3 separate regions of the Homo sapiens genome follow, and all the other regions are linked to region 1. A link is an interaction called in ENCODE POLR2A ChIA-PET data of the cell type or tissue named here. Cell type or tissue: Panc1. All regions are shown on one strand. Region 1 overlaps SLC45A1 (solute carrier family 45 member 1). Region 2 overlaps ERRFI1-DT (ERRFI1 divergent transcript). Region 3 has its middle 37 kb from the start of UTS2.

The links. ChIA-PET counts read pairs that join two places held together with the same protein. Peaks named below come from ENCODE experiments on the same cell type or tissue, not always from the same donor. Only the 100,000 strongest peaks of a DNase experiment are listed, where the experiment ranks them.
Region 2: POLR2A ChIA-PET joins it to region 1 with 16 read pairs; 5 of 35 experiments call an interaction of 5 or more read pairs at or near these places.
Region 3: POLR2A ChIA-PET joins it to region 1 with 17 read pairs; 2 of 35 experiments call an interaction of 5 or more read pairs at or near these places.

Annotation. Positions count from the first base shown.
Region 1 is chr1:8,338,674-8,346,673 of GRCh38, reverse strand. SLC45A1 (solute carrier family 45 member 1) reads right to left here. Exons shown (of 9, transcript NM_001080397.3): 8 at 6,976-7,181; 9 at 2,509-2,927. The coding sequence ends at 2,661. Among named protein-coding and RNA genes, the nearest start is that of SLC45A1, 25 kb to the right of the region's middle. RefSeq lists an enhancer at 3,058-3,798. In Panc1, no CTCF peak of the experiment used is centred here; a DNase peak (open chromatin) is centred at 3,103; H3K4me3 peaks cover 774 bases; H3K27ac peaks cover 3,481 bases.
Region 2 is chr1:8,085,956-8,093,955 of GRCh38, reverse strand. All of the region lies in intron 2 of ERRFI1-DT (ERRFI1 divergent transcript), which reads right to left. Among named protein-coding and RNA genes, the nearest start is that of ERRFI1-DT, 63 kb to the right of the region's middle. In Panc1, no CTCF peak of the experiment used is centred here; a DNase peak (open chromatin) is centred at 3,637; H3K27ac peaks cover 8,000 bases.
Region 3 is chr1:7,886,353-7,894,352 of GRCh38, reverse strand. It overlaps a transcript of UTS2 not described here. Among named protein-coding and RNA genes, the nearest start is that of UTS2, 37 kb to the right of the region's middle. In Panc1, no CTCF peak of the experiment used is centred here; no DNase peak of the experiment used is centred here.

The DNA.
Region 1 (8,000 bases):
CACAGGGAAAGAATCACTGGCTCCAAGCAGGGTGGACTGCACGGAGGAAGTGGCATTTCAGACAGGTCTACATGGATGAATCAGATATTGATGGGCAGAGAAGAGGTGGACTTGGCCTGCAGGAAGATCCTAAACACAGGAACCGATTGTGGCCCACAAAGGTTCTGTGGCTGTAGTACAGGGGGCTGGCAACGTGGCGGGTGGCTGGCTCGGGAAGATGGGCTGGGCTCTGTTTGGTGGAAGGAATTTCTACCTGATTCCTTAGGGTCTGGGGAGCCAGGGTAGGTGTCATGGAAGACTAGAAGAGGGGATGGGCTCAGGCCCGTGTTTACAGCCCCCCAGCTTCAGGGTGGAAGATGGATGTGAGGGTAGACAGGAGGCCAGGAGTCCAGCAGGGGCGCAGAGAGGAGTGGTGGGGCTCCAGGAGGCAGCAGGCAGTGACACTGAGGAAGGCTATGGCCCATGGGGGAGGCCGGGGCTCAGGTGGGAAAATCATAACCAAGGTGGGGAGGCCGTGGTTGGGAGGGAGGCTGTGGCCCAGGTGGGGAGGTAGCCTTTCTGACTGGCCCTAAGTGGTCACAGCAAGATGATAAGACACTGTCATGAACGCCAGACTCCCCAAGGCTGGCAACAGGCCCCAGAACCCCTGTTGTTTGTTGTGGATTTGTGGTCAGGGATGTCTTATATGTCCCCAGAACACAGGGCCCATGCAGTGAGGGAACTGGGGGCTGCACAATCCCAGACCAGGCCCAGCTTGGCGACAACAGGGACCCGGCCGTGACCCCTCATGGCCATTAATCACCATGCGTGGAGGAGCCCTCCCAGGCCTCTGAGAAGGGGCCTTGGTGAGCTTCCAGCGTCAGGTGACGAAGATGGTCAGAGGCCAGATGGCGAGGGACTGCCACACTCACGAGAGCTTTGCCAGATCCACAAAGGGGCACTGGGAGGCAGTGGGCACAGCCCGGGCAGACCCAGGCCCAGCGACGCCTGCACGCAGCAGGCACATGGTGTCCATCTGTGGAATGAACCCTTGGCGGATGGAGGGGGAAGAATGACCCGAACCTCGCCCTCCAGCCCCTAGTCCCTGCCTGTGGAGTCAAAAGGCAGGATGGGCGCTGGCCAGCCACATCAGCTCCAAACTCTTTGAGATTTCAACTTTTGGGGCATTTTACAATCTGAGCATCTTGGTGCCTATGCTCCCTCGAGCCTGTCAAGCAAGTGCTCACTTCAGAGATCACTCCCTGGCTTCATCAGGACACTGCTCAAACGGCACCTCACTACTGAGGCCACCCAGACACGCTGCTGTCGCCCTGTCCTCCTTCCCTGCGCTTGCGCTGCACGGAACCTCAGTGAGCCATGTGTCTCCCTTCCTCTCACATCAGTTCCAGCAGGGCAGAGTGGACACTTACAGCTGGATTCCCAGGCCAACCACTGTCTGCCACACCCAGGCACTCGCTGGATATCTGGAGGGTGGATGAGTGGATAAGAGGATGGGTGGAAGGATGGATGGATGGAGAAATGGATATTTGGATGGGTAGATGGGTGGACATGTGGATGGATGGATATATGGATGAGTGGATATTCGGATAGGTGGATATTTGGATGAGTAGATGGATGGTTATGTGGATGGGTAGATGGGTGGATGTGTGGATGGATGGTTTTGTGGATGAGTGGATATTCAGATGGGTAAATATTTGGATGAGTGGATGGATGGTTATGTGGATGGACGGATGGGTGGATATGTGGATGGATGGATATATGGAGAAGTGGATATTTGGATGTGGATGGATGGATGGATGGATGGATGGATGGATGGATGGATGGATATATGGAGAAGTGGATATTTAGATGGGTGGATGGGTGGATATGTGGATGGATGGATATATAGATGAGTAGATATTCAGATGGGTGGATATTTGGATGAGTGGACGGATGGTTATGTGGACGGATGAATGGGTGGGTATGTAGATGGATGGATATATAGATGAGTGGATATTTGGATGGGAGGATATTTGGATGAGTGGATGGATGGTTATGTGGATGGGTGGATATGCGGATGGGTAGATGAATGAATGGATGAGAGAATAAATGGATGAATGGACAAGTGAATGAATATGAGGCCTTCTGATCCAAAAGACCTGTATACTGTGACTCTACCCTGGGATGCAATGTACAGAATGTATGGTCCAGTTAGACCAGGCTCACTCTACCTCAGCACAATTGACAGCTGGGTCTTGCTAGCTCCTTGCTGTTGGGGCGGTCCTGTGTGCCGTGGGAGGTTTACAGCATCCCCGAGTTGTGACAACCAAAGCTATCTCCAGACTTTGCCAGATGTCTTCCTGGGGGTGGGGGTGGGGTGGCAAAATTGCCCCTGGTTGAGAACCATTGAATTACACCTTTACTTTCAAAAAAAGATTCTTACAAACCTCCCCTGCCCGAGTCCTCAGGAGGGTAACTCAATCCCATGGGGACCTCTCAGCCACCAGAGAGCAATGCCTAGAAACCATAGGCTTTGCCGCTGTCATTTATTATTTTATCACATATTTACATTCCAGTAGGCAGCCAGTCCCCCTGTCCAACAAGGCCCTTTGGTCCTCACTGGTCGGCCTGCTCCAGACCCCCAGGTGCAGGCGCGTGTCCGGAGTCGAGGCTCCGCGATGTCAGACGTTCAGCAGGAGGGGCCGGTGCTCCTCGTCTGCAGCGTCGCTGGGAGGAATTTCATAAATGACAAACAGGGAGGAGTACAGGCAGCCCAGGAAGGACACGAGGCTGGAGAAGTACATCACCCCGTTGGCACTGCCCACGGCCGAGGTCAGGGGCCCCAGGACCAGGGAGACCAGAATCTGAGCCAGGAAGTACTGGCAGCTCAGCAGAGAGATGTCCACGCCCATGCCCCGCCGGGTGCCGTCCGCACTGGACCCTGCAAACTGACCCAGAGGAAGAAACGTGTCAGCGAGACACGCCGCGGCCAGCACGGGGTGACCGAGCTCGGTGTGTCCTGCGAGCCCAGGAGGCCCGAGCGGCCCACACACAGCGGCCTCACATTTTTCAGCGCCAACATGCACAGGGAGTTCAGCCAAGAGTTTAACAATATTTGTGTTCGGAGAGATGACGACAATGAAAAGAATCCATGACTAATGGGGCAGAGGGCTGAGCTCCCACGGGCCGAGGTGGCGGGAGACACTTTCCCCGCTCAGCACTTGAGCTCTTCCCCATCCTCTCACCCAAAGAAAACCAATCTGCCCAGCCAGGCGACCGCTCCACTCCTGCCATCCCCTCCTTCACCTTCATCCAGGATGGGACCTGCCCTACACCCCCAAAGTCCTCTGCACATGACAGCCGCTGGTCCTCTGTCCGAGGCTCCAAGGTCCTCGTGGCCTCCAGCTTGGGCACGTCACTCACTCTCCCTCCCCTGCATGCCATGCTGGGGGACAGTGGCTGAGAGTGTGGTCTGTGCAGAGTGACGGTGGGGAGCGGTGGCATGGCTTTCCCTCACTGGGCTCCCCCAGCACCAGCCGGCCTGCAAGGTGCTGCGTGAGTGGGCATTGCTGTGACCTGGGAGCCTGGGCCTCCCCTGCGGCTTCCCCCCATCAGAAGGGCTGTGCTCAGGGCCAGCCCAGCTGAACTTGTCAGACTCCAAACTCCCTAAAACAAATCAGGCCCAGGCCTGGGGGAGGCAACTGAGGCATGAGATTAAAAGGGAGAGAGAGAAACTCAGTAATCCAGGTCACATTTCTTTTCTTTCTTTCTTTTCTCTTTTCTTTTTTTTTTTTTTGAGACAGGGTCTTGCTCTGTTGCCCAGGCTGGAGTGCAGTGGCACAATCTCAGCCCACTGCAGCCTCAGCCTCCTGGGCTCAAGTGATCCTCCCACCTCAGCCTCCCGAGTAGCTGGAACTACCGGTGCATGCCACCACACCTGGCTAATTTTTAATTTTATTTTTTTAGAGATGGGGTCTGACTATGTTGCCCAGACTGTCCAGGTAATATTTCAATGCAGCATTTTAAGATTTCAAAGTCACTGCAAAGGAAAATTATGGTGGGAACATTATGTGACCATAAAAGGGAAGGAGGCGCTGACCCAGGAAACAGCACAGATGGAGCTCGAAGCCCACAGCTGCACTGCAGATGCCAGACACGAGAGGCCGCAGACTGCCTGACTCCATCACAGGAGACGTCCCAAATAGGCAAGTCCATGGGGACAGGAAGAAGGTTAGCGGTCACCTAGGCCTGGGAGAGTGGGAGGGTCAGAGGGGTGATGGCTGACGGGTTTCTTCCTGGGGTGACAAAACTGTTCTGAAATTGATGGTGGTGATGGTTGTACAACTCTGCGTGTGCTGAAACCGCCGAACGGTGCACATCACACACTGTTAGATGGTGCATATTTCAATACAGCCGGTAAAAGTCTATGCTGAGCAAAATATCAACAAAAATTTAAGGCACTTTATTTATGTATGTATGTATTTATTTGAGACGGAGTCTCACTCTGTCGCCCAGGCTGGAGTGCAGTGGCACGATCTCAGCTCACTGCAAGCTCCGCCTCCCGGGTTCACGCCATTCTTCTGCCTCAGCCTCCAGAGTAGCTGGGACTACAGGCGCCCGCCACCACGCCCGGCTAATTTTTTGTATTTTTAGTAGAGAAGGGGCTTCACTGTGTTAGCCAGGATGGTCTCGATCTCCTGACCTCGTGATCCACCCTCCTTGGCCTCCCAAAGTGCTGGGATTACAGGCGTGAGCCACCGCACCCGGCCTATTTATTTATTTACATAGCCACTGTCACCCAGGCTGGAGTGCAGTGGTGCAATCTTGGCTCAGTGCAACCTCCGCCTCCCAGGTTCAAGCCATTCTCCTGCTTCAGCCTCCCAAGTAGCTGGAATTATGGGCACGGGCCACCATGCCTGGCTAATTTTTGTATTTTAGTAGACATGGTTTCGTCATGTTGGCCAGGCTGATCTTGAACTCTTGACCTCAAGTGATCCATCTGCCTCGGCCTCCCAAAGTGCTGGGATTACGGGCGTGAGCTACTGCGTTTGGCCTTTTAAATGCCATTTTTCCTTTTGCCTCAGACTCCAATATGAGGTGGCTCAGCACTGTTACTGATCCTTTTTTTTTTTTTTTCAAAGTATTACTATCTTTTTTTTTGAGACGGAGTCTCGCTCTGTCGCCCAGGCTGGAGTGCAGTGGTGCGATCTTGGCTCACTGCAAGCTCCGCCTCCCAGATTCACGCCATTCTCCTGCCTCAGCCTCCCGTGTAGCTGGGACTATAGGCGTCCGCCACCACGCCTGGCTAATTTTTGTATTTTTAGTAGAGATGGGGTTTCACCATGTTGGCCAGGCTGGTCTTGAACTCCTGACCTCAGGTAATCCGCCCGCCTCAGCCTCCCAAAGTGCTGAGATTACAGGCGTGAGCCACCGCACCCGGCTGTGAAGTGAAATTTCTATTCATTGTCCCTCTTACTCTTTTTTTTTTTTTTTTTGAAACGGAGTCTTGCTCTGTCGCCCAGGCTGGAGTGCGGTGGCACCATCTCGCCATCTCGGCTCACTGCAACCTCCGCCTCCCAGATTCAAGCGATTCTCCTGCCTCAGCCTCCCGAGTAGCTGGGACTAGAGGCACGCGCCACCATGCCCAGCTAATCTTTTGTATTTTTAGTAGAGATGGGGTTTCACTGTGTTAGCCAGGATGGTCTCAATCTCCTGACCTCGTGATCCACCCACCTCAGCCTCCTAAGTACCTGGGACTACAGGTGTGAGCCACCACGCCCGGACCCCTCTCTTACTCTTAATTTATGCCTGATTATTTTTCTTTATGCTAAATCCATAATCCGTAACGAGATTTCAGCTGTCCTTTTCTAAAGGACGGGTACCATATCCTTTTAATCTGCTTGATAAGGTACTCAGGCCTGTCCAAATAATGAAATGGTTTCGTTGTTATTAAGCCATGCCCAGTATTTGGGCAAAACCAACATCTAATAAATTACACTGTCACCTAATACCCACGGTTGATGGGAAGCCATGAGGAACAAGGGGAGGTGATAAAACCGGCAGGTGGATCAAGGAATAAAAGCCAAGAGAAATCTGAGACCAGAGGGCAAGAAACGTCTAGTCAGGATTCAAGGACAGAACTGAAGTTCCCACAGAAAAAGGATCAGGAGCTGAGCTGGCTATCAGAACCCCTAGTACATGGTGAACTGATCCTCTCTTTATTTAAAATTTTGGGCTGGGTGCGGTGGCTCACGCCTGTAATCCCAGCACTTTGGGAGGCTGAGGCGGGCGGATCATGAGGTCAAGAGATTGAGACCAGCCTGACCAACATGGTGAAACCCCGTCTCTACTAAAAATACAAAAAATTAGCTGGGCATGGTGGTGCGTGCCTGTAGTCCCAGTTACTCGGGAGGCTGAGGCAGGAGGACCACTTGAACCCGGGAGGCGGAGGTTGCAGTGAGCCGAGATCGCACCACTACACTCCAGCACAGGCATCAGAGCAAGACTCCATCTCAAAAAAAAAAAAAAAGAAAGAAAGAAAGATGTTTTTGTTCTCCATGGATTTTTGGCAAGAATTCTGATTTTTAAAAATACTGCATTAACATGTTATCGATCTGGATTGCTGAGTTTTCCGAGCTTCACTGCCTCCCCATAAGCCCCACCCTGAATGGCTGGGACAGGCATCAACAGGAGACCCGGTGGCCTGACAATGGAGTAGGAAGGGGCAGCCTCCCATTCCCCACATCCCTGGGAAGGACAGAGCCTGACCCAGAGCCTGGGTGGGCTGGAGGCTTCTGCTAATGAAGCAATGAGGGGATTACAGGCAGGGGGCACGCCCCAGACTCAGAAGGGCCCCCCTTGGTTTCATGCTCTGTGGTCGCTGTCTTGACATTTTGCACCGGGCTCTGCAGATTGTGCAGCTGGTCCTGGGGGACAGTTCTCAGGTGGGGTTTCTCCAAGAAGCAGACCCGAAGCAAGACAAGGGAGAGCACTTACCTTCTTACTCTGATAGTAATCGCAGAGCAGCGAGTAAGGCAAGGTGCACAGGGTGGAAAATAAAATCCCGTAGGTTATGCAGAGCGACAGGACCACGTAGAGGTTCCTGGAGAGGGTGGCAAGCCCGGTCCCCAGGCCGAAGGCGAGATAGGCGATGAAGTAGAGGGTGCGGACGCTGAGGAACTCCTCCAGCTTCTCCAGGATAGCTGCGGGCCACAGAGAGGGTGAGCAGTGCCACACGGCCAGAGCCTCCGGGGATTCAGCTTCCAGTGCCACCTCCCGGCGGCTGACCTGAAGCTAGCAGTGGTGGGACCCGGCTTGGCAGGTCACTTGCCCCAGACCAGAAAGTACTTCCTGGGGAACCCAGGGGAGCTGAGAGACCACCCCAGTAATTCTGGTGGGTGCCCAGGACAGGGCTGTCTGGATAGATGGCAGGACCAGGGTGTCCTGTTCACACTGGCCCGGGCCAGGTCCCCCAGGGCTTCTGCAGGTGGAGGGGTCTTGGGGCTGTGACACCAAAGGGGCTCAGGGACTGAGGGTCTCGAGTTAAACCTCTGTGTTCTTGTGTAATTGTGGGTACAACAGCAGCCCATCCCGTAGCCAGCCACCATCTTTACACCCCCAAGATGATGTGACAGCATGGATGTCAGCGACGGGGCTCCCTAGAATCAGATAAAATGGGGCCAGTTCCCCACGCCCCAAGGCCACATGGCTATGGGGGAACCCAACACCCGAGGTGCCACCCCATGGACTCACAAGTGAGATCTGACAAATTTCTTCTTGCCGCAGCCCCTCAGTGACCCTCTACTTTGGGGCTTGAACCCACAAAGATGGGGGCAACTAAAATAAAGCAGTTGGCAGATTATGGATCGAAGGCGAAGTCCAGCCTGCAGCCTAGTTTTGTAAATTTAAAAAAAAAATTAATTTAAAAAACCAAAAAAAGATGAATATTTTGTGACACGTGAAAATCACATGAAACTCGTATTTCAGCGAACACAGTGCGGTTTGATTGGCGCTTGGCACGC
Region 2 (8,000 bases), 250 kb after region 1:
CTCCTGCTCCGGTCTACCTGATGGCCCCCCTGTAACACACCCATACCGTGTTCAGGGCTGGCTCTTGGCTCGTAATGTCTCCTCAGTCTCCTCTGTGTCAAATGAATGACCTGGCCTCCAAAGTCCAGTCCAGGTGGAGCCTCCCTGTGAGGCCTCACCAACAGTCTCCTAGCTTCTTATCCCCTCAATGTGAATGCACGGCTGCCTCCTGCTCAGATGCCAGTTCCTCCACAAAGCATCCCTATTCCTCCCAGCTGGAAGGGACCCCCGCCCCCTGACCTCTGCCACTTTCATGAATGCCCATGACACATATCACAAACTGCCTGATTGTATAGTTATTTCCCTGTTAGATTATAAACTCACTGGTGATAGGAGCCGTGTCTTACTCATCTTTTTATACCTTGCAGCGCCCAACACAGTATATTATCAAAAACTATCTGTTGGATGAATAAACAAAGCACTTAAAGCAACAGACTTTTTGTTTTTTTTTTTTTTTGGAGACAGAGTCTGCTCTGTCACTCAGGCTGGAGTGCAGGGGCGCGATCATAGTTCACTGCAGCCTCCACCTTCCAGGGTCAAGCACTCCTCCTGCCTCAGCCTCCTGAGTAGCTAGGACTAGAGGTGCATGCCACCATGCCCAGTTAACTTTGTTTTCTTCTTGGAAAAAAAAATATATTTTGTAGAGATGGGGTCTTGCCATGTTGCTCAGGCTGGTCTCAAATTCCTGGCCTCAAGCAATTCTCCATGGCCTCTCAAAGTGCTAGGATTACAGGCATGAGCCACCTCTCCTGGCTCGCAATAGACATCTTAACCCCAACTGATAGATGACCTTGAATGCTCTCTCCTTAGTCAATGACACGCTGTCATCCCAGTCTGATCAGCCTGTGTCTTTCAAAAGATCCACCACGGTCCACCTCATTATTCATCCAAAGTTGTGCCACTTTATGTGACACTTCAGTTTTGTTTGACAAATTAGTGTGTAATAAGGATAATAAATGTCACACATTTCAGTACACCTGTGATTACACATGGCAGACGTATCAGAGGTCAACCTCGCTAGCCTCTTGAACAGGCTGCTCAAAAATATAAAGTCTTTGAGTCAGCTGCAGCAGCTGAGTATGAACGGGGTGGAAAGACGGCACGTGCGGTCACACCAGATTCTGGGGCCAGTAAGTGATTTACGTTACACACACTCTCTTTTGTCCTCACCCTTCTAATATGCCCAACCTTTTACAAACAGCATGACGAAATCCCTGTTCACATCCATCAAAATGTCCTGAAATTAAATGTCATCCTCCTCACCACTCATGTCTTTCCAACTTCACGCCACCATCTCCTCCCGGTCGCCCACAGTTTTCCTGTCCATGAACCTTTTTTGGTGCTGAAATGCCATGTGTTTCTTTCAGTAGCGACACTAGTGTTGTCACTACCACAGTTGTCTGTCATGCCTATGTCAAAGACACTCAGAGTACTTTATGGCCCTCGGGTCATTACCATGTTATTAATTGACATAATAATTCCATAATGTAATTAACAAACATACTCTCCACGGAGGAAACTAAAGCTCAGAAAGATTAAGTAACCAGCCCCAGGATATTACAAGGTCAACATCAGGACCAAGACTGGAAATAAGGTCTTTTTTTTTTTTTTTTTTTCTGAGACAGAGTCTTGCTCTGTTGCCCAAGCTAAAGTCCAGTGAGTCAATCTTGGCTCACTACAACCTCCACCTCCTGGGTTCAAGTGATTCTCCTGCCTCAAGCCTCCCGAGTAGCTGTGACCACAGGCATGCGCCACCACCCCTGGCTGATTTTTGTATTTTTAGTAGAGACAGGGTTTCACGATGTTGGCCAGCCTGGTCTTGAACTCCTGGCCTCAAGCGATTTACCTGCCTCACCTCCCAAAGTGCTGGGCTAGCAAGCCTGGCCAAAAATAAGGTCTTCTAATTCAGTGCTAGATTTGGAAGGCCATGCTCTTATCTTTCCCTGTGGCGTGCTCTGAAGGATGCAACAAGAAACCACAAGCAGGGCACCAAAAAAAAAAAAAGCTATCTTCCAAAAATAACAGACATTTAATCCCCAGCTAGTCCATTCTCTGAACAATTGCCATTCATCCTTATTTTTTCTTGCCTGGGGAGAATTGACCTGTCTCTCAACATTGGGAATGGCCTCTGCCTTCTCCAGAGGAACTTGTGTGCTTCAGCCTCCAGTCCATGAGAGTCTCTCAACTGCTCTCTCTGCTTTGGGTGCTAAGACATAAATCAGATTATGTCATGTCTTAGCCCAAAACCCTCCAATGAAGCCAGGCGTGGTGGCTCATGCCTGTAATCCCAGCACTTTGGAAGGCCAAGGCAGGCGGATCTCTTGAGACCAGGCTAGGCAATATGGCCAAACCCCATCTCTGCAAAAAAATACAAAAAGAAAACTAGCCAGGCTAGGTGGTGCACATCTGTAGTAGGTGGGAGGATCACCTGAGCCCAGGAGGTTGAGGCTGCAGTGAGCCGTCATCGTGCCACTGCACTCCAGCCCAGGTGATAGAGTGAGACCTGGTCTCAAACAACAAAAGCCCTCAATGGCTTCCCCTGTCACTCAAAGTAAAAGCCAAAGTCATTATGGTGCAGTTTTCTCTGATGTGGCCCCTGACCCCCTCTCTGTTCCTGTCCCCTCCTGCGCTCCCCCGTGTTCACCACATTCCAGTTGTGCATTTGTGCTCACAGGCACACTTGGCCATGGTGCCTTTGCACGTGCTCTTCCTTTTGCCTGGAATGTTCTCCCCCAGATGTCCACGTTACTCACAGATTATTGAGGTCATTAATCATATGTCACCTTCCCAGTGACACCTTCCTGGATCACCCCATTTACTATTTCTTTTTCCTTTTTTTTTTTTTTTTGAGACAGAGTCTCACTCTGTCACCCAGGCTGGAGTGCAATGGTGCAATCTCAGCTCACTGCAACTTCTGCCTCCTGGATTCAAGTGATTCTCCCGCCTCAACCTCCCGAGTAGCTGGGATTACAGGCATGGGCCACCATACCTGGCTAATTTTTGTATTTTTAGTAGAGATGGGGTTTTGCCGTGATGACCAGGCTGGTCTTGAACTCCTGGACTCAAGTGATCTGCTTGCCTCAGTCTCCCAAAGTGCTGGGATTACAGGCATGGGCCACTGTGCCCGGCCCCCATTTACTATTTTGATCTCCCTGCTGCCTCTACCCCAGCTTGTTCAAGATCCTGTTCTTACCTAATTTTTTCCCCTAGTCCTTGACATTCCCAACGTATTTTACTAATTTGTCTTGTTTGCTATCCCTACCCAGTACAGCAGGCCAGTGATCACAGAGGGATAGAAACACACATCTTTGGGACAGAGGAAGGGAGTACTATACACAATAGTGACTAATGCTATCATAAACTGTGCTCAATTGCTTTTTATACTACTGCTAAGAGCCATTACAAAGTCACTTGTGGTTTGAATTGCTTTAAAATTCAGAATACTATTAATTTCCGGTGAATAATTCCAAGAAACATGGTACTTGGGGAAGAATTAAGATGTTTTCAGAACAGCACAAAAAGCTGCCTGATGTGGATCTGGAGTAAAAGATTATGCTGCTGAAGTCATTTTCCTGTTGAGTAAACCACAGCAGGCAAGTCAGTGGATATTTTGAGATTTACTGTACTCTGATTCATTCAAAATGAGATTCCACATGATAATATGTTTCTTTAAAGTGTTCTGGAAGAAAGTCCTTTCCATTCCAGTTCATTTTTTTTAAAGCATTTATCATTTCCAGGTTTAGAAATTACGGGATTATACCAAAAAGTTTTCTTACGGGTTACTCAATAAGATTAAAAAGAGTGAGAGAATTAAAATGGACAAATGTATTCAGCTAAATTCAGCATTCATCAAATACCTGAGCAAATGATTTCACCACCCTTGGCTTTGTTTTGTGCACATGTAAGAGGTCAAGGAAGCAGTCACCTTATACAGAGGCTGACTGTATGAGCCCCTCTCTCCCCCATGAAGTCAAGGTGCGTCGGGGACAGAACTCAGCTGCCGGGAGACTTGGCCCCAAATTGACCAGAATTGTTCCCTGATACCAAGATTCATTGGTGGAAGAGCTCCCGGGTCCATGTGAGGATCCATTTTGTTCTCGCTCATTCTCTGCTTCTACTTACATTGTTCATAACCCCAAGCCCACAGGACAGCTGCAAAACCCATGGTACAGTTTTACCATCAGAACTACCAGCCTCGAATGTCCCTGCCCTTCTCACAAGATTCAGAGGAAACCCAGGAGATGATGACTAAGATTTTTCACAGAAAAGTCTGTCTCAGATGGCATCCTAATGCACTAAAACACCCACGAAGCAGCCTCTGTCCTCCTCATGCCTGTATTCCCAGACGCCTACCACTGTAACAGGCATATAAGAAATGTTCAAGAAATGGTTACTAAATGAAAGCTTTTGTTAAATTCATTTCTTAACGTTCAGTATCTTAAAGGACATTTTGTCTATCTGCATAGAGAGAGTCTAATAGTGTTTAGCACTGAGCTCTTTTGAAAGAGAAGCACTATCTATGTATCTATCTATCATCTATCTATCTATCTATCTATGTATCTATCTATCTATGTATCTATGTATCTATCTATCATCTATCTATCTGTCTATCTATCTATCTATCTATCTATCTATCTATCTATCTATCTATCGATCTATCTATCTGTCTATCATCTATCTATCGGCAAAAGGCAATATGGGCCAGGTGCAGTGACTCACACCTGTAATCCCAGCACTTTGGGAGGCCAAGGTGGGAGGGTCACTTGAGCCCAGGAGTTTAAGCCCAGCCTGGGCAACATGGTGAAACCCTACCTCTACAAAAACAAACAAACAAAAACAAAAGGCAATATGTTTAAAGCTGAATTATTTTAAATAATTTAAAATATATGTACCATGGTCACTGGAACACCAGAATAATCTGAAGCATCAGGTGAAAAAACGACTAACTGCACATAAATGGAAATGCTTCGCTTTTCAAGCCTGCATTTCAAAAATGGATTAACAATAAACTGTACTATATTCATGCACTGAAACGCCATACAGCAATGCAGGGGATGGACTATTGGTGCACAGCAAAATGAGAATGCGCTGAGGGGCCGGGCGTGATGGCTCACGCCTGTAATCCCAGCACTTTGGGAGGCCGAGGCGGGTGCATCACCTGAGGTCAGGAGTTTGAGACCAGCCTGGCCAACATGGCAAAACCCCGTCTCTACTAAAAATACAAAAACTAGCCAGGTGTGGTGGCACCTGCCTGTAATCTCAGCTACTTGGGAGGCTGAGAAAGGAAAATCGCTTGAACCCGGGAGGCAGAGGTTGCAGTGAGTCGAGATCATGCCACTGCACTCCAACCTAGGGGATAGAGCACGACTCTGCCTCCCAAAAAAAAAAAAAAAAAAAAAAAAAAAAATTATGCTGAGTGAACAGGGCTTTCCACAAATGAGTACAAATTGTATGATTCTATTTATGTGAAGTTCTTGAAGAGGCAAAACTAGTCTGTGGTAGAAAAACATTAGAACACCAGTTATCCTGGGAGCTGGAACAGGGATGATCTGGGAGGGGCAGGGGAGAACTTCATGAAGTTAGGGTGATGTTGTACATCTCTTCTTTTTTTTCCCCTTTTCTTTTTTTTTGAGACAGAATTTTGCTCCTGTCACCCAGGCTGGAGTGCAATGGCACGATTTCAGCTCACTGCAAACTCCACCTCCCAGGTTCAAGTGATTCTCCTGCCTCAGCCTCCCAAGTAGCTGGGATTACAAGTGCATGCTGCCATGCCCAGTTAATTTTTGTATTTTTAGTAGAGACGGGGTTTTGCCATGGTGGCCAGGCTGGTCTCAAACTCCTGACCGCAAGTGATCCACCCGTCTCCGCCTCCCAAACATCTTATTAGGTGTTGTTAGGGGTTTCCATTACAAAAGCATATACATTAGTGAAAATTAATCTGAAGATACACTTAAGAGTTATGCATTTTATTGCATACAAATTTTTCCTCAAAAACATAACCATACACAAATATTTCATTCTAGTTAACAATAGGTGTGTTGAAGTGTTCAGGGACAAAGTGTACTGACCACTGCAACTTACTGTGAAGCACATCCAAAAAAAGATGGAGTCATGTAAAAAAAAGAAAGGAATCCATAAAAATGCTCGTGGATCGTCCTGGCTAACAGGGTGAAACCCCGTCTCCGCTAAAAAAAAGAAATACAAAATAACCCAGCGTGGTGGCGGGCGCCTGTAGTCCTAGCTACTCGGGAGGCTGAGGCAGGAGAATGGCGTGAACCGGGGAGGAGGAGCTTGCAGTGAGCCGAGATCACACCACTGCACTTCAGCCTGGGCGACAGAGCGAGACTCTGTCTCAAAAAAAAAAAAAATGCTCATGGATCAGCTAATTTGTGTAAAAGAAATCTAGAAAGGATAAACTAGAGGCCCAGCATGGTGACTCATGCCTGTAATGCCAGCACTTTGGGAGGCCGAGATGGACAGATCACCTGAGGTCAGGAGTTCAGGACCAGCCTGGACAACATGGCAAAATCCCATCTCTACTAAAAATACAAAAATCAGTCAGGCATTGTGGTGGCAGGCACCTATAATTCCAGCTGCTCAGTAGGCTGAGGCAGGAGAATTGCTTGAACCCAGGAGGTGGAGGTTGCAGTGAGCCAAGATGGAATCACTGCACTCCAGCCTGGGAGACAGAGCAAGACTCTGAAAAAAAAAAAAAAAAAAGGAAGGAAGGAAGAAAGAAAGAAAGGGGATTGGTTACCAGGAAGAATAGAGGAAAGAGGTGGAAAGAATGGGGAAAAGGCAGGAGGGAGGAAAGGAGGGGTGCGACACTTCTCAGAATACACATTTCTGCATAACTCTGACTTTAGAATCCTGGTAATGTTTCACATATCACTTTCCCCCACCAAAAAGTAAATATAAATATTAAAATCAACCGAGTTGTGGAGGAAACTCAACATGAAATACCAACAGTGACAAAGGAACCTAACTGTATTGCAAATGAATACCGTACCTCCACACTGAGGAGGACAGGGAAGAAAGGAACTATCCTGCCTAACTGTGGAAAACAGTATTTTGGATATATTCTATAATGCGGAAGACCAAAAGGACTGTATACAAATATTGTACTCTAGTTAGTAAACTTGTTTCTCACAAAAGTATGGATGAGCAATTCTGAAATGACTTTATATGTACACTGGGATTGAACAAATCAAATAAACTATGGCTAATGAGAGCCACGGTGTTCACTGCTGGAGACAGAAGTTATTAAGAAGGAAAGGAGTAAAATGAAAATGAGCCCTATGGTTTGAACTGGACCCACAGGTATCAGTATAAACTCATGATTTATATGTATACACATGCACTGATAGGTAAATATGGACATAAATATAGATATGTGTACAGATGTGGATAGATGTTAATGAACTTACATACATTTCCTAGCTGTGTAAATACAGACGTGTATAGATGTGGGTAGGTGTTAATAAACTTACACACATTTCCTAGCTCTATCTACTGAGAAGACCTAAAAGCAATGACACCCTCATAGCAATAAACACACCTACTGTCCAGATCTTGGTTTCTAAACATCATTCTCCAATAAAAGTACCCAGAGCTCCCTAGAGAACATAAGGAGTCTGCAACATCTTGTGGTGCCAGAAAATAAGGAAGTAGTCAAAGCACCAAGGGACTCAGGAGGCAATGCAAAGGAGCTGCCCATGATGAAACGCAGACAACTGGAGCAACAAAATAATGACAATACTGGATTACAACCCAAAGAATAAAATAAATATCCATCTGAATATAAATAAATAATTGAATAAATAAATGAGGAAAAAGGGACACCTTCCTTAGTAGAATTTCAGCTAGTAAATGTAGAAAGAATGAGGGACACAGAAACTTGCCATGAGACAACCACAGAAATAAAGGCAAGATCTTCCAGTAGATGCTAAAATTAGCAAGTA
Region 3 (8,000 bases), 450 kb after region 1:
AAAATACAAAAACTAGCTGGATGTAGTGGTGGGGGCCTGCTACTTGGGAGGATGAGGTAGGAGCATCACTTGAGCCTGGGAGGTTGAGGCTGCAGTGAGCTATGATCGTGCCACTGCACTCCCGCCTGGGAGACAGAGCAAGAGCCCATCTTAAAAAAAAGAAAAAAGAAATAAAAAAAGAGAGAGATAAAGAAAGAAAAAGAAGAAGAAAAAAAAAAAAGAAATCAGAGAAGTGGTGCAAACCCAGAGAGAACAGTGGATGGGGTAGAGTTCAAACATCTCCATTTACTTTGGCAAGACGCAGAGTGACTAAGCAACAGTTAAGGGGGCCAAGCACCCCCACCACTGGGCAGAGAGAGCTTGGCACGGCAGCCAGACCCGAATTCTCTCTCTAGCTATGCCTCTGACTCACTCTACGGTTTTTAGACAAAGAAGAATCTATCATTTCCCAATTGTGGCATTAAAGTGAATGATGGTGTGGGTTTTTTCCTTCTGTTCAAGGTGAGGGAGAGAAGGACGGTCATATTTTAGTGGGTTGTAAGTGAATATTAAAAAGTGCGACGAAATATATGGGTGAGTGTATGGAGACAGTCTTGAGGGCAATACCGTGTTAGGTGCACCCACTTCCAGCCCTGCGACTGTGCCCTCCAGGAGCAGCGTAAAACCAGGCACAGAGGTGACCAGGCCAGTCAATATTCAGCTCATGGTCTTAGAGTCCTCACAAGATGTTTGTCGTCCACATGGCAACGCTGTTGGGGGTCTGTGACGTGTCATCACCTATTTTTGCAAAATTGGTATTTCTGGAAGCATTTAAATCCCCAGGTTTGGTTTGTTTTATTTATTTATTTATTTATTTATTTAGAGACAGGGTCTGGCTCTGTCGTCCAGGCTGGAGTGCAGTGGCACAACCTCAGTTCACTGCAACGTGGGATCAAGTCATCCTCCCACCTCAGCCTCCCGAGCAGCCGGGGCTCCAAGCAGGTGCCACCGCACTGGCTAATTTTTGCATTTTTAGTAGAGATGGGGTTTCACCACATTGTCCAGGCTGACCTCAAACTCCTGGCTCAAGTGATCTACCTCTCAAAGTGCTGGTATTACAGGCGTGAGCCACTGCGCCCGGCCTAAATCCCCTTAATATTTTGTTCCTACTATGAGCCAGTCTCTGTGTTCAAGGATTGCAAAATCTTGACAAACTGTCCAAAAGAGAGAAAAAGTAAATAAGCATAGTATAGACATTTAATAACATTCATTATCACTTTATTCAGCCCACAAAAACTTACTAAGCTCCTTGTGCTACGAGCTAGGAGCATGAAGATAAAGAAAGCATAGCCTCTTCTCTGAGATTTCACAAGTATTAATACTAAACCAAACAACGCAGGCAGAATAACAACCTCTAAAGATGTCCGTGTCCTATGCCCCAAAAACTGTGAATATTTTACCTTTCATGGCAAAAAGGACTTTTCAGATGTGATTAAGTTAAGGACGTTGAGATGGGAGAGTTCCCTGGATTATCTGGGTGGGCCTGGTGTAATCACAAGGGTCCCTTTAAGTGAAAGACAAAGGTGGGGCCGGGCGAGGTGGCTCACAGCTGTAATCCCAGCACTTTGGGAGACCGAGGCCGCTGAATTGCTTGAGTTCAGGAGTTTGAGACCGGTCTGGGCAACATGGCAATATCCCGCCTCCCCGCCTCTACTAAAAATACAAAACTTAGCCAGGCGTGGTGGCAGGGTGCCCGTAATCCCAGCTACTCAGGAGGCTGAGGCAGGAGAATCACCTGAACCTTGGAGGTGGAGGTTCCAGTGAGCTGAGATTGCGCCACTGCACTCTCCAGCCTGGATGACAGAGTGACACTCCGTCTCAAAAAAAAAAAAAAAAAAAAAAAACATGCATGAGGAAGAACAAGTGTCAGAGTCAGAGAGAGACTTGAAGATGCTGTATCGCAAGCTTTGCAGATGGAGGCAGGGCCAAGAGCCCACGAATGCAGGCGGCCCCTAGAAACTGGAAAAGGCAAGAACACTGATGCTCCCCTGGAGCCTCCAAAGGGAAGGAAGCCCAGGTGACCGCTCGATCTTAGCTCAGTGAGGCCCATTTCAGACTCCTGACCTCCAGGATGGTAAGAGAATAAGATCGTGTTGTTTGAAGCCACCAGGTCTGTAGTATAGTAACTTACTACAGCAGCAACAGGAAATTCATGCACCGACCCTGACCATGCAGTGACAAGCGTTCTGCAGCGCTGCTGTCAGGCACAACGGAGCTACAGCTACTGCAGGGCAAGGTAGGGGTCCAGGGAGGCCGCTGGCCGGTCCTCCCAGCCCTGAATCTTGAGGGATGGGTGGAACTTCACCAGGCAGAGGGCTGGCACGTGTGTATACACGTGTGAAACTGTCGCCACCATCAAGACCACAGGCAGAGCCATCCCCCAGGACCTCATGCCCTTTTACCTCCTTGAATCCCCCATCTCCAAACAACCACTCACCTGTCTGCTGTCACTATAGATGAGCTTGAATGTTCTAGAGTTTACATAAATGAAACAATAGAGTATGTGCTCCTTTTTTGATCTGGTTTCTTTCTTTATAACATTTATAATAATTATTTTTAATTGACAAAAATTGTACATGTTTATGGTACACAGCATGATGTGTTAGAATATCTATACATTGTGGAATGGCTGAAGCAAACTAATGAACATACTCATTGCCTCATATACTTACCAATTTTTGTGATGAGAATACTCAAAATCTACTCTTGGCAATTTTCTTTCTTTCTTTCTTTCTTTCTTTCTTTCTTTCTTTCTTTCTTTCTTTCTTTCTTTCTTTTCTTTCTTTCTTAGATCGAGTCTGGCTTTGTCACCCAGGCTGGAGTTCAGAGGTGCAACCTCAGCTCATTGTAGCCTCAGCCTCCCCGGTTCAAGGGATTCTCCTGCCTCAGCCTCCCAAGTAGCTGGGATTACAAGCGCCCACCACCACGCCTGGCTAATTTTTGTATTTTTAGTAGAGACCGGGTTTCACCATGTTGGCCAGGCTGGTCTGGAACTCCTGACCTCAGGTGATCCGGCCCTCCCAGCAATTTTCAAGTATATAATGCATCGTTAATGATAGTCACCATGTTGTAAAACAGACTTGAACTTGTTCCTCCTCTCTAACCGATACTTTGTATCCTTTGCTCAGCATCACCTGGTAACCACCATTCTACTCTCTGCTTCTATGAGTTCTTTTTCTGGTTTCTTTCACTCATCATAATGATCTGGAGATTCATCCATGCATGTATCGATAGCTCATTCCTTTTCAGGGCTGAATAATATTCCACTGCATGGCTGTACCACCATTTGTTTGCCCATTCACTTGTTAGCAGGCATTTGGGTTGTTTCCAGTTTTGTGGGGGGGGGTGGAGGGTATCACAAATAAAGCTGGGATGAACACATGTATGTGAGTCTTTGTGGGGAAGTGTTTTCTTTTCTCTCAGGTAAATACCCAGGAACAGAGTGGTTAGGTTTTTTTTTTTTTTTTTTGAGACAGTCTTAGTCACTCAGATTGCAGTGCTGTGATCCTTCCACCTCAGCCTCTCGAGTAGCTGGGACCACAGGTGCATGCCACCATGCCTGGTTCATTTTTTTTTTTTTTTTTTGTGGAGATGGGGTCTCACTCTGTTGTCCAGGCTGATCTCCAACTCCAGATCTCAAGTGATCCTCCTGCCTTGGCCTCTTAATATCCTTTACTCTTAATAGGTTGTGAGCATCTTTCTATGTCAATGTTTAATTTACCTCATCATTTTAATGCTGCTATTAACATCTTCGTAAATGCATCTGTAAACCTTCTGATTATCTCCCTAGGATGTGTTCCTTGAACTGGAATTGCCAGATCAAAGATGATCTACATTTAAAGATTTTTGAGTCACATTCCTATTATAGGGCTTCCTAAATTTTCACCATGAAGACAGAAGAGCCACCTGGGCTGGTATTTGCTTCCCTCTGTCCATGGCCCTTAGGGAGAGGGTAGGCACTTCTGAGGTCACTTGCAAGGACGGAGAAAAACCTGACTCTTAGCCCACGGCAGTTAAGTCAAGAGAAAGGCTTAGAATGTGAAGAAGCTGAGGAGACTTTTTAGGGCACTTAAGAAAATAATTCTTGTGGTTGATTTTGTTTTTATTATTTTCATTCCACTCTTAATGGAGGGAGGAGGGGCTCTATTTTTAAAGAGAGCTTAAAAGAGGAATTTTTTTTTTTTTTTTTAGATGGAGGCTCGCTCTGTTGCCCAGGCTGGAGTGCAATGGCACAATCTTTTTTTTTTGAGATGGAGTCTCGCTCTGTCGTCTACGCTGGAGTGCAGCGGCGCGATCTCCACTCACTGCAAGATCCGCCTCCCGGGTTCAAGCCATTCTCCTTCCTCAGCCTCCCGAGTAGCTGGGATCACAGGCACCCGCCACCAAGTCCAGCTAATTTTTTGTATTTTTTAATAGAGACGGGGTTTCACTGTGTTAGCCAGGGAGGTCTCGATCTCCTGACCTCGTGATCCTCCCGCCTTGGCCTCCCAAAGTGCTGTGATTACAGGCGTGAGCCACTGCGCCCGGCCAAATGGCACAATGTTGGCTCACTGCAACCTCCATCTCCCAGGTTCAAGTGATTCTCCTGTCTCAGCCTCCTGAGTAGCTGGGACTACAGGTGCCCACTACTCCCGGCTAATTTTTGTATTTTTAGCTAATTTTTGTATTTTTAGTAGAGATTGGGTTTTGCCATGTTGGCCAGGCTGGTCTCAAACTCCTGACCTCAAGTGATCCATCTGCCTTGGCCTCCCAAAGTGCTGGGATTACAGGCATGAGCCACTGCACCTGGCCGGATCTTTCTCATATTGAGTTGAATTCTACTTTCTTTTCTTTTCTCATCTTTTCTTTTCTTTTTTTTTTTTTTTTTTTTTGGTGATAAGATCTTGCTCTGTTGCCCACACTAGAGTTCAGTGGTGCAATCTCGGCTCACTGCAGCCTCAACATTCCAGGCTCAGGCAATCCTTTCACTTCAGCTTCCTGAGTAGCGGGGACCACAGGCTCACGCCACCATGCCTGGCTAGTTTTTGTAAATTTTTTTTTTTTTTTTTTTTTTGTAGAAATGAGGTCTTCCTATGTTGCCCAGGCTGGTTTCAAACTCCTGGGCTCAAGCCATCTGTCCACCTCGGCCTCCCAAAGTGCTGGGATTGCAGGCATGAGCCACCACACCTGGCCAAATTCTACTTTGTTACACTTTTTCATTTGTCCTCTCTGGGCCTTTTTTTTTTTTTCATCAAAAAGTCCACTGCCATTATTGTCACAGCTAATATATGTTGAGCGTTTCCCTTTATGAGCACCCTAACCCCACACCAGCCCTCGAGGAGTTATGCGCATACTCTTATTATCCACAATCTGCTGGTGAAGAAATCAAGAAGCAGAGGGAAGTAACTTGGCTAAGAGCCCATAGTTGGTTGGAGGCAGGGCAGGATTCTCAGCCAGAAAGTCTGTCCAGAGCCCCATGGATCTACTCACATCCACAAGACAACTCTCAAAATGTTCACAGTCAGCCCCTGTGTTCCTCCAACCATCCCACAGCTAATTGTTCTTGGTTGACTCAAGTATTCCTTAATCTAAGTGATGGTTTCCATCTGGACACAACTGGGTTTGTCAGAAGTTCTGATGAAATCTCACACTTGTCGTGTGGTCTGACGAAGTAGGAGCACAGAATTTTAACCTCCTTCGTCTTAGACATTGTGTCTTTGATGAGATGGCCAGAGGATTTTCAGCAGCCAGGGCTTCAAGTTGGCTCCTGCAGACAATGGAAACCTTGGAGTAGAGACAGCACTGAAAAGGGAGAAGGAATGAAAAGAAAGGTACAGACATTTTCCGGAAAAAGTTATACTACTGACCTTATTAGTGAATGAGCGTTGGCAGTGACTCACAGATGACGCATCAGAGGTTGAACCTGGACTCTGGGGGAACAGGGGTCCTGATGGGGTGGGGTGGGAGTGGGGACATGCAGGCAGAGCCAGTCTGAGGGATGGGGAGGAGGAAGGAAGAAAATGCTCAGTGCTGTTTTGGAATTGTTGCATTTCAGCAGAAAGTGCCATTTATGTGAAAATGAATGTGTGGCTGGAAACACAGCTTAGGTGGAAAAGAGGATTAGAGAGACAGATGTGGAAGCCATAAACTGAGAGGTAAAAGTTAAAGATAAACTTAAGTGTGGCCCAACAACGAAATGAATCAATCCGAGATTTGGGTTGTTTTGGTTCACTTGATGGAGAGAAGCAAGTGTTCAACGTGAAGCTGTTGAATGTGCTCAGTTCCTAGTCTGGTCCTCTAAAATCTTAGACCACTTAGGCAAGAGCCAGGCCAAGACCCGTAACATCTTTCACAAATGCACTTTGGTCTTTGGAAAGAGCTCCTTGTGCTGCTGTGGTCACTTTTGCCTTTGAGCCCATCTGAAATTCAATCCTATTAAACATCAGTCTAAGTGGCTTCGTTTTAAAAACTGTTCACTGATGAATATCCCAAGTTCACTTATAATCTGCTTTAAATTCCAGATACATTTATCGCTGCATTAAAAAAAGATTTAATCTTTTTTTTTTTTTTTTCCTTTTAGAGACAGGGTCTTGCTCTGTTGCCCAGGCTGGAGTGGTGGGTCACCGCAACCTCCGCCTCCTCTTGGACTCAAGCAATCCTCCCACCTCAGCCTCCCGAGTAGCTGGGACTACATTCATGTGCTACCATGTCCAGCTATTTTTTTTTTTTTTTTTTTTTTTTTGTAGAGACTGGGTCTCATGTTGTCCAGGCTGGTCTCAAACTCCTGGGCTCAAGTAAACCATCTGCCTCAGCCTCCGAAAGGCTAGGATTATAGGCGTGAGCCACAAAGATTGAATCTCAGTGTTATGTGTGATTACATTCATTATTGGGAAAAAGAATTTCATCCTTTTGCTTCCTACTTTCCTACTTTTAGTCTCTACATTGCCCTCCAGATTGTAAACATGTGCCCAAGTCCAGTGGCAATGGAGGGGCTCCTCTGGCTGCTCACACCCTGCTGTGGAGGGAGACACACTGCAGGGTGTTGCCTGCAAGGAGGGCCACTTGTAGGGCTCCCACAATGGAAAAAGCCGCTCCAACCCTAATGCCATCATGGAACCTCTCAAATAACAGTACAAAACAGCCTGGCAATTTTCATGATACTGTCATGGTCCATGTCCCCCACATGCCACTTGGTAGTAAAGAACAGGGAAAATACAGAGAGAAAGAAAAAACAGCCTGGCCACAGGAAGGGCCAGATTGAGCCTTTTTTTTTTTTTTTTTTTTTTTTTTTTTTGAGACGGAGTCTTGCCCTGTCGCCCAGGCTGGAGTGCAGTGACGTGATCTTGGCTCACTGCAACCTCTGCCTCTCAGGTTCAAGCAATTCTCCTGCCTCAGCCTCCCGAGTAGCAGGGACCTGCCACCATGCCCAGCTAATCTTTGTATTTTTAGTAGAGATGGGTTTCACCATGTTGGTCAGGCTGGTCTCGAACTGCTAACCTCGTGATACCCCTGCCTTGGCCTCCCAAAGTGCTGGCATTACAGGCGTGAGCCACCATGCCTGGCCGAGCTTTTTTTCCCCCTCTGATTATTTTCTGACCAAAAACAAGCAGTCGGAGAGTTGCTGTGTAATGTAATGGCGGTGCCAATTAGAAAACTGAAGCAGAAAGTGAGAGAAAGACTGAAAGGCAAGGAAAATTATGTTCTGGGATAATGCCAAGGTCTTGATGACTTAATTCATTCTTTGGCAACTGCTAATGGCTCCTTTGTGAGCCATCGGTTTCACTTCCACCTGGCAGAACCCGCTCCCGTAAGCTCATCTGTGAGCTGCCTTTTAATGAAAAATGTACCACGGAGACTGATTGGTCTACATCGTTCAGAAAGCAAGTACTACTCATTCAAAATAATGTGTTACAGTTACAGATGTGGGTTACTTAAAATTAACACTAGCTTGAACAATATATTAAGCATTCCTGTCCGAGTTG